Linked DNA regions of Mus musculus: region 2 is linked to region 1. A link is a loop called in an ENCODE intact Hi-C map of the cell type or tissue named here. Cell type or tissue: left cerebral cortex. All regions are shown on one strand. Links, peaks and the distances in the headings refer to the core of each region. The heading gives the core; the rest is flanking DNA. Region 1 overlaps Catspere1 (cation channel sperm associated auxiliary subunit epsilon 1). Region 2 overlaps Catspere2 (cation channel sperm associated auxiliary subunit epsilon 2).

Region 1 (8,345 bases), core at 204-8,203:
ATTTAATTTTTTAATTCACTTTGAATTTTAAAAACAGAAGCTTTGAAAGAGATTTGAAAACATTATTAGACTTTTATGAAGTGTACATGGCATGTGATTTCCAAGGAAAGAATTCTTTTTATGATATAGGAAAAAAAAGTTTTTTCTGTGATAATTCCAAATGATAGATAAACTCAGAAAATAGCAATCACATTCTTGGATGATTGTTTCACTATGCGGTTAAAAGCCTAACCCTCAATCTAAAAGTCCGATTGGGGGTGACCATATCCCTAAAGGGTCCCTACCTCAGCTGTGAAAGTGGGCTGCTGTGGTGTGAAAGATGTAGTGGTCATAGCCTCTACCAGTTTGCTTAGGACACCCTTGCTCCTACCCATAAATTTGAACCTGAGAGGTAACATGTTAACTATGGAAGGTACGATACAGCTATTGTTCTCAACAAGGGAACAGACATGTTCTGAAGAGTTGGTAACATGTTAACTATGGAAGGTAGGATACAGTTACTGTTCTCAACAAGGGAACAGACATGTTCTGAAAGAGGTGGTAACATGTTAACTATGGAAGGTAGGATACAGTTACTGTTCTCAACAAGGGAACAGACATGTTCTGAAAGAGGTGGTAACATGTTAACTAATGGAAGGTAGGATACAGCTACTGTTCTCAACAAGGGAACAGACATGTTCTGAAAGAGGTTCTACTGTACAACATAGCAATGCCTGATGCTGGCTGCAGAAGAGGGGAAAAACGAGTGCCTGAAAGTGGAGTTAGCGGGAGAGCCTTGTAAGAATGGGTGGTTGGGCCATGTATACAAGAACCTTCAAACTGGGACCTAAGAGAACAGACAAATTCTGAGAGATGCAGAAAACTGTCATGAGTAGGAAGAATAAGAAGTACCACTCAAAGGATCTTCAGAACATTAATAAGCCAGAACTCAAATTCTTCCTGCTTTTATAACACTTGGGAAGTGGGACAGCAGAAGCAGTCCCTACAAAAGCAGACTGAAGGCCATCTCTGATGTAGCAGAAGGGTGGGAAGGTTATGAGAACATTTTCCTTTCCTGTCTTTAACAAGCTTTGTTGAAGATAATTTACGTGCCACATAGCCTCACCCTTTTAAGCTGTAATTTAAACTAATTCAATGTGTACATTGATAATTTGTGAATTCGGTATGTTGACAGCGGCCCATCGGTGCTGCCACTGTTACACAAGCATGGCACATTGTTCAATGATTCTAAAGTTGATAAATATGTTGGTTATTTTCTTATTCAGGTCTGTTTAGGATAATGCTGCAGGAGGCATCCGTATGTAGATGTTCAAGTGACAACAAGTTGTGTTTCTCCTCAGTATATATCAAGAAGTGAGATTGGAGTCTCACATTACACTCCACTTTGGATTTTTTAGAAATGGCTAGATATGCATAGTTGTGAAATCACTGCACCATTCAGATTTCCCTCAGCAGTAGATGAAGTTTCCTATTTCTCTACACCTATTGCATAACACCTGCCGTGATTTGCCTTAGACATAGAAGCAGCCATTGGTGTAACTAATGGATGTGCTTGCCACTGAAGAAAGCAATAGGTGATGTTTGAAACTGTATGTAAGAAACGGGGTTATAATTGCATACCCTAGCAAGATTTTATTGAAAGGACCCAGATGTAGCTATCTCTTGTGAGACTATGCCGGGGCTTGGCAAACACAGAAGTAGATGCTCAAAGTCAGCTAATGGATGGATCACAGGGCTCCCAATGGAGGAGCTAGAGAAAGAACCCAAGGAGCTAAAGGGATCTGCAACCCTATAGGTGGAACAACATTATGAACTAACCAGTACCCCAGAGCTCTTGACTCTAGCTGCATATGTATCAAAAGATGGCCTAGTCGGCCATCACTGGAAAGAGAGGCCCATTGGACACGCAAACTTTGTATGCCCCAGTACAGGGGAACGCCAGGGCCAAAAAGGGGGAGTGGGTGGGTAGGGGAGTGGGGGTGGGTGGGTATGGGGGACTTTTGGTATAGCATTGGAAATGTAAATGAGCTAAATACCTAATAAAAAATGGAAAAAAAACGGGGTTATGGAACTGTTCATTTGTGGTTAGAGAGACACATTGCTGGAGAAAGAATATCAAAAGTCCATATTACGTTCCTCTGTCAGAGTGAACAATGAAAACTGAAGCCATAGCAGCTTATGCTGATAAAAGCTTAAACTTTTTTTTTTTTTTAAGTATACGCTCTGAGATAAATTGTAGAAAGGAAGGATCAGGGTGCCAACTCCTGTTTTTTCTATTTCTCATTTTTCTTCTCCTTAGAACCTGGGTCATTCACCTGCCAATGTCTTCAGATGATATAGCCAAAGTGATACGAGGTAACAAAGTGGCTTTCCAGGACTGCTTCATTGCAAATCTCTACTTCATGCTGACATATCCCATGACCATAATTTCTGAACCTCCTGGATATGAGCCCCTCACCGTGCCACCTGGAAGTCCATTGATGCTTAGCTGGGATACCTGTATCTCTACATTTGCTCTCTTGGCCACTGACCAGGAGACTTTCCAAACAAATGATTCCTTTCAAACCTGGACCAGAGTAAGAGCCCCTCCAGGTATCCTGAGTGATGCTCAAAGGCACAGTCTGAGGGACGTGATCATATTTGACCAAGGAACTCTGTTTCTAGTAGACGGTACTGTTTACCTAAGAACAGAAGATGAATTTACAAAACTGGATGAAAGCAGAGGTATTTCTGAAACTGGAATTCTTGGCTTTTCAAAAAGAAGATGGTGTCAGATTAGATATTTATATAAGGTTAGTGAAAGATGATATATGTGAGTATATATATTACTTAGATATAATTAGATATTTTTCTATACTATTTGTTCAGGAATATATCAGGAATCAATTACACAGCATTTTATATGGTTATTGCTCCCAGACAGGTACTGACCCTCTAGCTTTTAGGATCAGCGAAGATTCAGCATGTTCAAACTCAGATGGTCCTATAGGCACAGTTATTTATCTAAATATGTAAACAGTTGTATCTCTTGGTTTCAAGTCTTGGTATCTGAAGTCTCTTAGCAGTAAAGATGCATCCTCAGTGACAAAGAGTAAAATCAGTCCTTTATGGCAACATGCAGAGCAAACAGTGCAGTCATATTGTGGGGACAAAAGCTCCCTTATATATTCTCCCCTATTCCCAGTGAGCTTTCAAAGTTAATCAAATCATTATCATAGTATAGATAATACACATCACAGAATTCTTATTACAAAACATTAAAAATATTGCATAATCATTTAAATGTTTTTTAACTACATTGTTGGGCTCCTAAGGAAATATGCCATAGCAAAAACAAGTCTCTTAAGCTGAATGTTAGAATGTACGTGATAGCCAAGATGACCGGGATAGAGCTGAGTAATGTGTGAAAGACAATTGCAGTTGTCTTGAATCCTGGCCACTTGGGGGTGGGGTTGCTCCTGCTGATGGTAGTGAAGATGGGGCAGGGCTTTCTTACAATATTCTCTTCTTATGTCCTAAAGAGCCCAGATGCTCTAACGGCCACCTCACAAACACTCATAAAACATTTTGTAACTCCAAAACATGGAGCCAAACAAGCTGTTCCACTCCACTCTGGCTAGCCTCGCCAGCTACTGATGCTTTGGGACATAAGCCTCTGCTTAACTTATGTCTTGACTGAATTTGTTCCTTCAAGAGGACAAGCATCAAGGGTCACACCACCACTCAGACCCTAACCCTGCACACAAATATTGCTACAACAAGAGAAATTCTGAGACAGATGAAAGCTGTACCAAAAGACTGGCTCAAAGGAAAATGCAAATTCCAGCAAGTTAGCTATACTCAGAAGTGACCTCTGATGGTCAGAGTTCAGATATCAGGTGGCAAAGGGCAAAGGAGGAACCTGGAACAAGCTTTTTGCATAAAATAATGACCTTCAAAAAGAGCTAATGTGTTGTTGAAAGTTTTAGTCCAGATCTGGACATTCTACCCCGTCTTTGATCATTCAGTTCCCGAATAAAAAACACATACAACCTTCATGTTTACAGTGAACATAAACAGCCCAAGAGTTGGGCATATATTTATCCTCTACATTATTAAAACCTACTTTTCTATTGATAACCCAGAGTTACTACTGTAGTTCATCTGGGCTGCTCTTTGCCTCCAGTTTGCCAGCCCTCAGGCCCATGTTTTCTTGACCTTTAACCCATAGTGTCTTCCTTCTCCTCCTTTACCTTCTTCTTCTCCAACCTCAAGCCCAGGAATCCTAAACCCTACCTGTCCTAGTTAGGATTTTACTGCTGTGAACAGACACCATGACCAAGGCAAGTCTTATAAGGACAACATTTGACTGGGGCAGGTTCGGAGGTTCAGTCCATTATCATCCAAACAGGAACATGGCAGCATCCAGGCAGGCATGGTACAGGAGGACCTGAGAGTTCTTCACCTTCAACTGAAGGTTGCTATTGGAAGACTGACTTCCAGGAAGTTGGGTTGAGGGTTTTAAAGCCCAAAGTCACGGTGACACACCTATTCCAACAAGGCCATACCTCCAAATAGTGCCACTTCCCAAGACAAGCACATTCAAACCATGAAACCACCTATGCCTCTTTTGCCCAACTATTAGCTGTCGGCATCTTCATTTACCATTCAGAAATAACTTGGGAGCAAAGTCATATAGCATAACTCGGGTCTACCCAAGACTCTTAATCATTACAATAAACAGCAAGAACAAACCTCAACACTAACACATTCCAACCTATGTCAGCCTTTTATTCCTAAAAAGAGAGAAGGGCCTGAAGAGTTGGCTAAGCAGTAAAGAGCTCTTGCTGTTCTTCCAGACAACCTGAGTTCGATTCCCAGCCACTTACCTGGTATCTTAGCACTATGTGTAACTCTAGTCCCAGGGGAATTCAACACCCTCTTCTGACCTCCTTAGGCACCAGGCATGCAAATGGGTACACAGACATGCATTTATGCAAAACACATGAAACAATGAATTGAATAAATCTAAAAATTAAATGGTCTGTTCTCTAGAATACTTAAGAGTTCAGACCAAGCCAGTTATATTTAAGAATATCCATGTACACACACATTCATGAAGGAACAAATAATGGAAATACAAATCAGGATTTTGAAAGAGGGGAAGAAGGGGATATGGGAGCATTTGGAAGAAGGAAAGGGACTGGGAAATTATGCAATTTTAATCTTAAAAATAAAAAATATTTTTTAGAATTGTTTTACTCTGGACCTCGTAAATAGCAGCCAACTCACATTATTGTAGGAATTAGAATTTGGAGTAGCTGTGTGAGTTTCTCATATGAGATGTGAAAAGAAATGTCTGAATTAAGTAATTATCTTCAACAGGCTGTTCTCTGGGGGTCATCTTTATTGTTAATTGACAGTGAAAGTCCAGCCTAAAAGTAGGCAGTACCAGTTTTTAGGTTTAGGCCCTGGACTGTGTTGCGTGTAGAGAGAGGCCTGAGCCTTGGTGAGCATGTGTTGACTCTCACTGCTTTGACTGTGAGTGTGACCCTGGTTCAGGCTCTTGCTTTGGCTTCTCTACAATGATGGACTATCACCTGGAATTTTGAGCCAAAAGAAAACAAACCCTTCTCCCTTGATGTTGCTTCAGCTAGAGTTTTTGGTCGTATGAACTGGGGAGACATATTTCTGTATTATAAAAGGAGAGATATCTCAAGTCAAACATACATACATTCTTCATACATACATTCTTCTTCTAATACATATCAATATTGATTTTAAAAGCCGTAGTGATTATGAAATATTTATGGTAGATGTTTTTCATAGTGGTTACACTTTATACCAACCTTTGACATATTCAGTCTTTCAACATTTCACCTCTCAGAGGGTGTACAGCGGCATTTCATTTTAATCTTCTAAAGAGACATCCTGTTTTTTAATTTTCAGTGCTGGGGTTCAATCCCAGGACCTCACATATACTAAGCACACCCAGCCCCTAGCTCTGATCTATTTCTTGCTTATGTCTTCCCTTTAACCATGACTTCTTATGTCTTTGTACTTAAGGAATACTTTTTATAGACTTAACCTTTCTTGTGTTGTTGTTAATCCATAGTGTTAATCTCTGCTTTTGAGTAGAGTCTTATTTAGATGTACTGTTAACTATTGCTAGGGCTTAAATAAATTATCACTACTATTTGGGTGGCTGGAGAGATTGGTTAGTATTTAAGAGAGCTTGGTTCTTAACCATGAGAACCAGAGTTTGGATCCAAGTACCCATACTGGTGGCTCTCAAAGGCCTACAACTCAGGAGTGAGAAATGGAATTTTTTTTTTTTTTTTTTTTTGGCCTTCCTAGGAACATAAACAAGTTTGCGAATATACTCATATGGACACCTCACAAGCTTACACACACACACACACACACACACACACACACACACACACACACACACTAATCCTTTTGGGGCAGGGAATAAAAGATCACTATTTTGGCTGCTTCTCCTCTCTACAGGCACTGAGCCTAGGCCTCCATGCATGCCATTCAAGTGTTGTACCTCTGAGTTGCATCTCCCTAAAGCAAGTTTTATTACCTATCTATCCCACCAGTTCCTTGGTCCTTTGTTTATCCATTGTTGCCTCATTTTAAATAGATCATCAATTTTTTAGTATTTTTCTGTTGTTTCACATAAAGACCTTTTAAAATAAAAACTGATTTTGGCATCTATATGTTGTGGTAAATCTCTAACCTCAATAAAGCCTGTGTAAAGAAAACAAAACTCAAGTTATATTTATAAACTGTATGCCTAGATAGATTTACCACTATACTCTTCTATTCCCCAGCTATGCAATCTGTTAATACTGGAGGTTCTTCCAGGTCTCGTGTTTCTGCTTCATCTTCTTTGTATCTCTTCTTTCTCTGTCATCCTCTCTCTCCTCTCTCCTCTGTTTCTTCATCTCTCTCCCTCTTTCCTCTCTCATCCTCTCGAAAACTCTCAGCTCCACCTTTCTTTTTTCTTCTGCCCAAATCACAGGCTGTAGCCTTTATTTGACCAGGTAAAATGGGAAAACGGTAAATTGGGAAGGAAGTTTACATGAAATCACCTGAGGATGTGATCTATTCCTCCTCTAGGCCGCTTCTGTTGAGAAAGCAGAATTAGTATCAAAATACAAACAGCACCAGGCAATCTATCCTTGGATTTAGTATACTTGGATTTAGAATAATCATCTTTAAGTTACCAGGGTTTAATTTTAAATAATTAGGGCACAGTCCAGTAGGACCTTATGACTATGCCTTTCTTCTTATACCTCAATGCTTTGTATCATTCTGCTTCTAAATATGCTGTAAATCTCATAACACATTGTCATGTCAACAATACACTTTAACAGTATTTTATAGAAACTCATACATGTAAAATGAAAAAAATTAAAAGATTTTTATTGTTGTTATCTTGTTGTTTCATAGGATATTTGGGTTTTATGGTCGTTTTTTTTTAAAATTTTATTTTAATTAGGTATTTTCTTCATTTACATTTCCAATGCTATCCCAAAAGTCCCCCGTACCCTCCCCCCCACTCAGTTGGTTTGTTTTTGAGATAAGGACTCACGATATAGCCCAGGCTGGCCTCAAACTCAAAATCTTCTTCAACTTCCTAACTTCAGAGATTTTCGGTGCACACCACCATGCCTAGCAAGAGGGATAAATAAATGAGCAAGGAAAGGCTGGTGTATTTAAAGGTTTTTTTTTAAATTAATTAATTTATTTTTATTACATATTTTCCTCAATTACATTTCCAATGCTATCCCAAAGGTCCCCCATACCCTCCCCCCCACTTCTCTACCCACTCATTCCCATTTTTTTTTTTTTTTTGGCCCTGGCATTCCCCTGTACTGGGGTATATACAGTTTGCATGTCCAATGGGCCTCTCTTTCCAGTGATGGCCAACTAGGCCATCTTTTGATACATATGCAGCTAGAGTCAAGAGCTCCGGGGTACTGGTTAGTTCATAATGTTGTTCCACCTATAGGGTTGCAGATCCTTTAGCTCCTTGGGTACTTTTTCTAGCTCCTCCATTGGGAGCCCTGTGATCCATCCATTAGCTGACTGTGAGCATCCACTTCTGTGTTTGCTAGGCCCCGGCATAGTCTCACAAGAGACAGCTACATCTGGATCCTTTCGATAAAATCTTGCTAGTGTATGCAATGGTGTCAGCGTTTGGAAGCTGATTATGGGGTGGATTCCTGGATATGGCAGTCTCTACATGGTTCATCCTTTCGTCTCAGTTCCAAACGTTGTCTCTGTAACTCCTTCCATGGGAATTTTGTTCCCACTTCTAAGGAGGGGCATACTGTCCACACTTCAGTCTT
Region 2 (8,345 bases), core at 20-8,019, 240 kb after region 1:
CTTGGTTTCAAGTCTTGGTTTCTGGGGTCTCTTAGCAGTAAAGATGCATCCTCAGTGACAAAGAGTAAAATCGGTACTTTATGGCATCATGCAGAGCAAGCAGTGCAGTCATATTGTGGGGACAAAAGCTCCCTTATATATTCTCCCCAATTCCCAGTGAGCTTTCAAAATTAATCAAATCATTACCATAGTATATATAATGAACATCACAGAATTCTTATTACAAAACATTAAAAATATTGCACAAACATTTAAATGTTTTTTAACTACATTGTTGGGCTCCTAAGGAAATATGCCATAGCAAAAACAAGTCTCTTAAGCTGTTAGAATATATGTGATAGCCAAGATGACCAGGATAGAGCTGAGTAATGTGTAACAGACAATTGCAGTTGTCTTGAATCCTGGCCACTTGGGGGTGGGGTTGTTCCTGCTGATGGTAGCAAAGATGGGGCAGGGCTTTCTTATAATATTCTCTTCTTATGTCCTAAAGAGCCCAGATGCTCTAACGGCCACCTTATAAACACTCATAAAACATTTTGTAACTCCACAACACGGAGCCAAACAAGCTGTTCCACTCCACTCTGGCTAGCCTCGCCAGCTACACTGATGCTTCAGGACATAAGCCTCTGCTTAACTTATGTCTTGACTGAATTTGTTCCTTCAAGAGGACAAGCATCAAGGGTCACACCACCACTCAGACCCTAACTCTGCACCCAAATATTGCTACAACAAGAGAAATTCTGAGACAAATAAAAGCTGTCCCAAAGGACTGACTCAAAGGAAAATGCAAATTCCAGCAAGGTAGCTATACTCAGAAGTGACCTCTGATGGTCAGAGTTCAGATATCAGGTGGCAAAGGGCAAAGGAGGAACCTGGAACAAGCTTTTTGCATAAAATAATGACCTTCAAAAAGAGCTAATGTGTTGTTGAAAGTTTTAGTCTGGATCTGGACATTCTACCCCGCCTTTGATCATTCAGTTCCCGAATAAAAGACATATACAACCTTCATGTTTACAGTAAGCCTTAAACAGCCCAAGAGTTGGGCAGATATTTATCCCCTACATTATTAGAACCTACTTTTCTATTGATAACCCAGAGTTACTACTGTAGTTCATCTGGGCTGCTCTTTGCCTCCAGTTTGCCAGCCCTCAGGCCCATGTTTTCTTGACCTTTAACCCATAGTGTCTTCCTCCTCCTCCTTTACCTTCTTCTTCTCCAACCTCAAGCCCAGGAATCCTAAACCCTACCTGTCCTAGTTAGGATTTTACTGCTGTGAACAGACACCATGACCAAGGCAAGTCTTATAAGGACAACACTTGACTGGGGCAGGTTCAGAGGTTCAGTCCATTATCATCCAAACAGGAACATGGCAGCATCCAGGCAGGCATGGTACAGGAGGACCTGAGAGTTCTTCACCTTCAACTGAAGGCTGCTATTGGAAGACTGACTTCCAGGAAGTTGGGTTGAGGGTTTTAAAGCCCAAAGTCACAGTGACACACCTATTCCAACAAGGACACACCTCCAAATCATGCCACTTCCCAAGACAAGCACATTCAAACCATGAAACCACCTAGGTCTCTTTTGCCCAACTATTAACTGTCGGCATCTTCATTTACCATTCAGAAATAACTTAGGAGCAAAGTCATATAGCATCACTTGGGTCTACCCAAGACTCTAGGTCTTGGGGACCTGCACTTAATCATTACAATAAACAGCAAGACCTAACCTCAACACTACCACATTCCAACTTATGTCAGTCAGCCTTTTATTCTAAAAAAAGAGAAGGGCCTGAAGAGTTGGCTTAGCAGTAAGAGCTCTGGCTGTTCTTCCAGAGGACCTGAGTTCGATTCCCAGCCACCTAACTGGCATCTCAGCACTATGTGTAACTCTAGTCCCAGGGGAATTCAACACCCTCTTCTGACCTCCTTAGGCACCAGACATGCAAATGGTTACACAGACATACATTTATGCAAAACACTCACACACATAAAAAAATAAAAATTTTTTTAAAAATGTAAAAATTAAATGGTCTGTATTCTAGAATACTTAAAAGAATGCAGACCAAACCAGTTATATTTAAGAATATCCATGTACACACACATTGATGAAGCAACAACTAATGGAAACACAAATCAAGATTTTGAAAGAAGGGAAGAAGGGGATATGGGGAGGATTTAGAAGAAGGAAAGAGACGGGGAAATGATGTAATTTCAATCTTAAAAATAAAAAATATTTTTTAGAATTGTTTTACTCTAGTCCTTGTAGATAGCGAACTCACAGTATTGTAGGAATTTGAATTTGCAGTAGCTGTGTGAGTTACTCATTTGAGAGGTGGAAAGAAAAGTCTGAATTAAGTAATTATCTTCATCAGAATGATCTCTGGGGGCATCTTTATTGTTAATTGACAGTGAAAGTCCAGCCTAAAAGTAGGCAGTACCAGTTTTTAGGTTTAGGCCCTGGACTGTGTTTCGTGTAGAGAGAGGCCTGAGCCTTGGTGAGCATGTGTTGACTCTCACTGCTTTGACTGTGAGTGTGACCCTGGTTCAGGCTCTTGCTTTGGCTTCTCTACAATGATGGACGATCACCTGGAATTTTGAGCCAAAAGAAAACAAACCCTTCTCCCTTGATGTTGCTTTGGTTAGAGTTTTTGGTCGTATGAACTGGGGAGACACATTTCTGTATTATAAAAGGAGAGATATCTCAAGTCAAACATTTCTGTTTCCACATTAGAAAAGTAGCAGAAGCCTGGGAAGGTAGTCCACAGTAGTGTCTTCTTCTAATACATATCAATATTGATTTTAAAAGCTGTAGTGACTATGAAATATTTATGGTAGATGTTTTTCATAGTGGTTACACTTTATACCAACCTTTGACATATTCAGTCTTTCAACATTTCACCTCTCAGAGGGTGTAGATCAGCATTTCATTTTAATCTTCTAAAGAGACATCCTCTTTTTTAATTTCCAGTGCTGGGGTTCAATCCCAGGACCTCACATATACTAAGCACACCCAGCCCCTAGCTCTGATCTATTTCTTGCTTATGTCTTCTCTTTAACCATGACTTCTTATGACTTTGTACTTAAGGAATACTTTTTATAGACTTAACCTTTCTTGTGTTGTTGTTAATCCATAGTGTTAATCTCTGCTTTTGAGTAGAGTCTTATTTAGATGTACTGTTAACTATTGCTAGGGCTTGAATAAATTACGACTACTATTTGGGTGGCTGGAGAGATTGCTTAATGTTTAAGAGTGCTTGTTTCTTAACTGTGAGAACCAGAGTTTGGATCCAAGTACCCATACTGGTGGCTCTCAAAGGCCTACAACTCAGGAGTGAGGAATCAAATTATTTTTTTGGCCTTTCTGGGCACAGGAACACCTTTGAGAATATACTCACATGGACACCACACAAACACACTCGCACTCCCACACACACTAAGCCTTTGGAGACAGGGAATAAAATTTCACTATTTTGGATTCTTCCCACCTTACTAGGCATTGAACCTAGGCCCCCATGCATGCTAATCAGGTGTTGTACCAGTGATCTGCACCTCCATAAAACAACATCAATTACCTATCTATTGAACCGGCTCTTTGGTCCTTTGTTCATCTATTCTTGCCTCATTCTAAATATATCATGCAATGTTTTTAGTATTTCTATGTTGTCTCACATAGAGACCTTTTAAAATAAAAACTGCTTTGTGCAGCCATCCTTGGATTTAAAATAATCAACTTCAAGCTACCAGGGTTTCATTTTAAATAATTAGGGCATACTCCCATAGGACCTTATGACTATGCCTTTCTACTTATACCTCAATGCTGTGAATCATTCTACTTCTAAATATGCTACAAATCTGATAACACATTGTCATGTTAACATTACACTTTAATTAACACTATTTTATAGAAACTCATGGATATATTATATAATGATAAAAATTAAAAGATTTTTGTTGTTGTTATCTTGTTGTTCCATGGGATATTTGGGTTTGATGGTTGTTTGTTTTTGAGACAAGGTCTCACTATATAGCCCAGGCTGGCCTCAAACTCAAACTCTTCTTCAGCCTCCTGAGATTTTCAGTGTACACCACCATGCCTAGCAAGAGGGATAAATAAATAAGCAAAGAAAGGCTAATATATTTAAAGTTTTAAAGGAAATAATAGTTATTCTTTCTACTGCTAGAAATATCAGGAAAAATTTTAGATTTTTTTTCATAATATGTGATATGATGTGTTTTTATTTAATGGAGCTCAGTACATGAAGTACTCTGAAATACACTTAAAGAAAACTTGGTAATTAATGTCTTTCCCTCTTACTACTTTTGGTAATTGCTTCCTTTTCTTCTTATTATTTTTGGTAGTTGGGGTGGAATCCAGGGCTTGTGTGGCTATAGAGTTACTCTTCCAGTCTCTATTTTCCACTGCCAGTCTAGTAAAAATAGAAGACAGAAATTGGTAGATCACCTCTCTATCACTAAGGACTTTTTTTTTCAATTTGTTTTTCTTGCTAGAGTGCAGCAGGACGAACTTTTGTGTTAGCTTGGACAAAAAGTGAAGTTTACGGTGGATTTGGTAAATTTAAATTTATGAGATTCACAACTACTTCACGGCTAAAATATCTTCTAAAGCTCCCTCCCACTGACACCCTGGAAATAATTACTGTTGAGTATTCATGGCATCCGCTGGAGGCTGCTGCTTTACTGTCACACTGCTCTGTCTGCACCACCACCAAGAACATTCGCATGGTAATATTTAATTCTGCATATTTTTCGTGGAAACTCCAGGACTTTGAACTACAAGTGCCCAAGGAGGCCAAGTTAGAGTATCGCTTTCTTTACTCTGCCATGCCTGATATTATCGTGTGGGACGAACACCAGGTTTACTATGGCTACAGAAATTTTGCTGTTTTTGGAACTATAACAACAGCTTCAGGAGAGACCAATCTGTCATCGTTATCACAGGGCAGCAACATCCACCAAGTCCTTACAGGTAGGGTATTCTCAATCCTGCTAAAAGTATTCTGCGTCTCATTATATTAGTTATATAGAGATTGTGAATGTTCCAATATGTGGTACTCTTGATGGCTATTGCTATATATCTATATATATCTTTAGCTAGCACCTAAAGCTTAATAGATTCTACATTTGACCAATATTAAAGTGTACCTTTACTTTTTTCAAAACCTTTGTTAATTGATGTCTCTTAAACACTTTAACCTTTCTTGTAACCCAACACCCACCAGAGGTAATGGGAAAGAAAGGATTCAGGGGAAGTAGACCTGTTTAGAAATGGTTCTTTGAAGCAACTCCCCTCTGTGTTGTCTAGAAATCGGCCGTTAGGTTCACAGGTCATTAGGCAGCACAGTTCAATCCACTCACACATACTTCATGGATACACCAGCAGTCCAGTTTGGTTGAGTTGGGTTAGCAACAGTGGTGACACCACCTAGCAGACACAGCCAGGCCTCAGCCTCCACTCAAGTCAGCAAGAGGGATCAGGAGGAATGTCAGGAGAAGTTCTCAGCTGTGCCTCTCTCATCAGAGTGAAGATCAGCAAAGACTCAGACCCACAAGCATTGCACAGCAAGCTGTACCAGCAAGCCAAGGTCTGTCTCTGTCACTTTTTCGAGACCTATTTCTACCCTCCAAACATCACCTGTCCTCCTCGTGTCCTGTCTCAACATGTGTCCAACCATCCGGAGTCCACAGAGTCCCAACAAATGGAGCTCAACTATGCAATGTAAGGCAAACCAACACATGCCTGTTGTTAGCAAAGAATTCTTTATTGCATGTTCTTTGACCTGTTTGCTTTAGCAGAACATCCTTTCTCTTGTGTCTGCTTCAGTTAAAAGTTCCTTCATGAGTCTGCCTTAGATTTTTCACCAGTGTCCATTTCAGGAAATCACTCCTTTAGGTGTTCATCGCAGCAAAACACCATCCATCACAATTGACTCTCCAAAGGAAACCTCAAGTTTCCACTTCATTAAACCATGATCCCATGGGCAGAAGGGCAAACTCAAAAGATTCATTTCACTTGATTGCCAGATACTAACAAAGCAGCTTATGTATTTGCTGCAGTGAGGGGAGTTGTACTGTTTAATGTTCCTAAAGTTCACACAACTAAGTACCTCCATCTGTAGCCTCATAACACAGACCTACAAGCAAGGAGCCAGAAGTCAAGGTGCCAATAGGACATGTTCTTCTGCAACCTGCAGTGGAGGAGGGGGTGGTCTCTTGATTACTGCTTTTTGTTTTTCTCTTTGTTTGTTTGTTTTGCCTTTATTTTTCTCACACACACATCAATTCAGTGTCTACTTCTTTTACCACACTTGTGTTCTTCATGTGTGCCTCTGTTTTCATGTCCTCTGACCTTTCTTTACAAATATATCATGGTATTCACAAATAAGCACATATACATATACCCATTACCCTCATAAACCACACACACACACACACACACACACACACACACACACACACACACAGAGGACATAGCCATTGTGGATTAGGGGCCAGTTATATCCGAATAATATATAAATATTCAAAAAATAATATTTTGAAGTTCTTGGTCCTGGGTATTAAAATTTCAACATATCCTTTTGGATGTATACAGTTCAATTCATAATTTAACATAGGTTTATATAGGTCTTTGTTCAAATCCACAATCAAGGCATTCAAGACATTTAACCCCTCTAAGCCTCAGCTTTGAAATCCTGTAGATTAAATGTCATAACTTGCAATCACTTTTTCTTGGCCTCGAGTTACCCTTTAATTCATGCACTTCAATTTTCTTCCTTCATGTTGCCCCCTTTCCTAGCACTTCCCTTGGAATCAATATTTATCAGACTTTCAACTTGTCAACACTGGTAACTTGAGGTCAGTTTCAGGTTGTCTTGCGTGATCAGCAAGTGTCATTTGAAATAGCTGAGCATGACCTCTGGCCTTTCTGAACTCCAGAGCTTCCCAGAAACTCTACTACTGCTCTTATTGACATTTACAATACCTTTATAAGTTTATCATTTACCAATACCTATCATTTACGAATACCGACTTTTTGAGACCACATCCCACCACCACAATGGGCCTCAAAAATTGGGAATACTGCTGAAGGATTTAACATTTGCCTTGACATCTTTCCCATTTTCCTGTCCTCCCTCCCCCCACCAAATAGGAGTGTTTATTATGTGCTAATGTCCCTTGAAAATGTATATATTTTGTTCATGTTCATAGCTAAGAGTTTGCTTTGAATCTCAGAAGAAACTAAACTTGGGACGTTTAAGACTGGAATAAATGTAAAGAGACGGACTCAATGTATTTTGATTGTAAGATGGTCAGACGTGGTCATTGCAGGGAGAGGGCAGTTCAGTAGTGGAGAGTTTTGGTTTAAGGCTGAATGCCAAGTTGTCAAGAAGAGGACTTTGATGGTTAATTATGATTGCTGACTTGGCTAAAGAGTGCTTACGGAGATTAGTAAAGCAGGCCGTTAAGTATTTCCAGGTAGGATTCCAGGGAAATGCATCTCTGAGTGGTGCAGTGCCATCCCATAGGTTGGAGTCCCAGATGAAGTAAAGGGGAAAACATCCCACTAGACATTCTCCCTGACCTCGTCCTTAACTGGGTCCAGGGTGCTGAAGCAGTTGAAATGCCAGATAAGGACTCAAGAATCTAGTTTTCTGTTGTTGCTTTATTTTGTTTTCAGTCACTAACCTTACAGGTAATTCAAACAAGCAAATGAATGAAACAAAGAAATAAATAGAAGGCCGGGCAGTGATGGTAATCTCAGCACTTGAGAGGCAGAGGCAGGAGGATTTCTGAGTTTGAGACCAGCCTGGTCTACAAAGTGAGTTCCAGGACAGCCAGGGCTATACAGAGAAACCCTGTCTCTAAAAACCAAAAAAGGAAAAAAAAGAGAGAGAGAGAAATAAATAGAAGGCAAGAAAACCACCATGGATGAGAAATCCAGCAAGGGAAGGAGAAAACAGAATGGGTGGAAATGGCCATGGTGGAAAGTAGACCAGGCCAAGCAGAAAACAGAATGGCAGAGGCTGAGTGTAAAATTGAAGACATATTGCATTCAGATGGCAAAATGGGAAGAAAAAAAAAAAAAGAAAGCAGGTATTACTGAGAGAACTAGGGAACAGAATGTTGGGAGAAGCTGGTAAGTCAGAAGTTGCCTTCAGATGCTGTGGTAAGTAGGAGATATGAGGGGAACAGAGCACAGACTACTCTGAAGAAAGAGCAGAGGAGCCAGCCCACCAAGGTCTCTCCTTACCAAGATAGACATCCAAGTGAGCTTGCAGGCACTGATTTAAAGCACATTAGGGAATTCTGGGGTAGGTGACCTCTATG

The links. Peaks named below come from ENCODE experiments on the same cell type or tissue, not always from the same donor. Only the 100,000 strongest peaks of a DNase experiment are listed, where the experiment ranks them.
Region 2: it touches region 1 in a loop (7-fold over the local background); 17 of 42 quality-filtered maps call a loop at or near these places.

Annotation. Positions count from the first base shown.
Region 1 is chr1:177,857,539-177,865,883 of GRCm38, forward strand. It overlaps Catspere1 (cation channel sperm associated auxiliary subunit epsilon 1), which reads left to right. Exons shown (of 22, transcript NM_001368823.1): 9 at 2,300-2,792. Among named protein-coding and RNA genes, the nearest start is that of Catspere1, 53 kb to the left of the region's middle. In left cerebral cortex, for the core only: no CTCF peak of the experiment used is centred there; no DNase peak of the experiment used is centred there.
Region 2 is chr1:178,099,116-178,107,460 of GRCm38, forward strand. It overlaps Catspere2 (cation channel sperm associated auxiliary subunit epsilon 2), which reads left to right. Exons shown (of 23, transcript NM_001368822.1): 11 at 4,509-4,986. Among named protein-coding and RNA genes, the nearest start is that of Gm25312, 75 kb to the left of the region's middle. In left cerebral cortex, for the core only: no CTCF peak of the experiment used is centred there; a DNase peak (open chromatin) is centred at 4,663.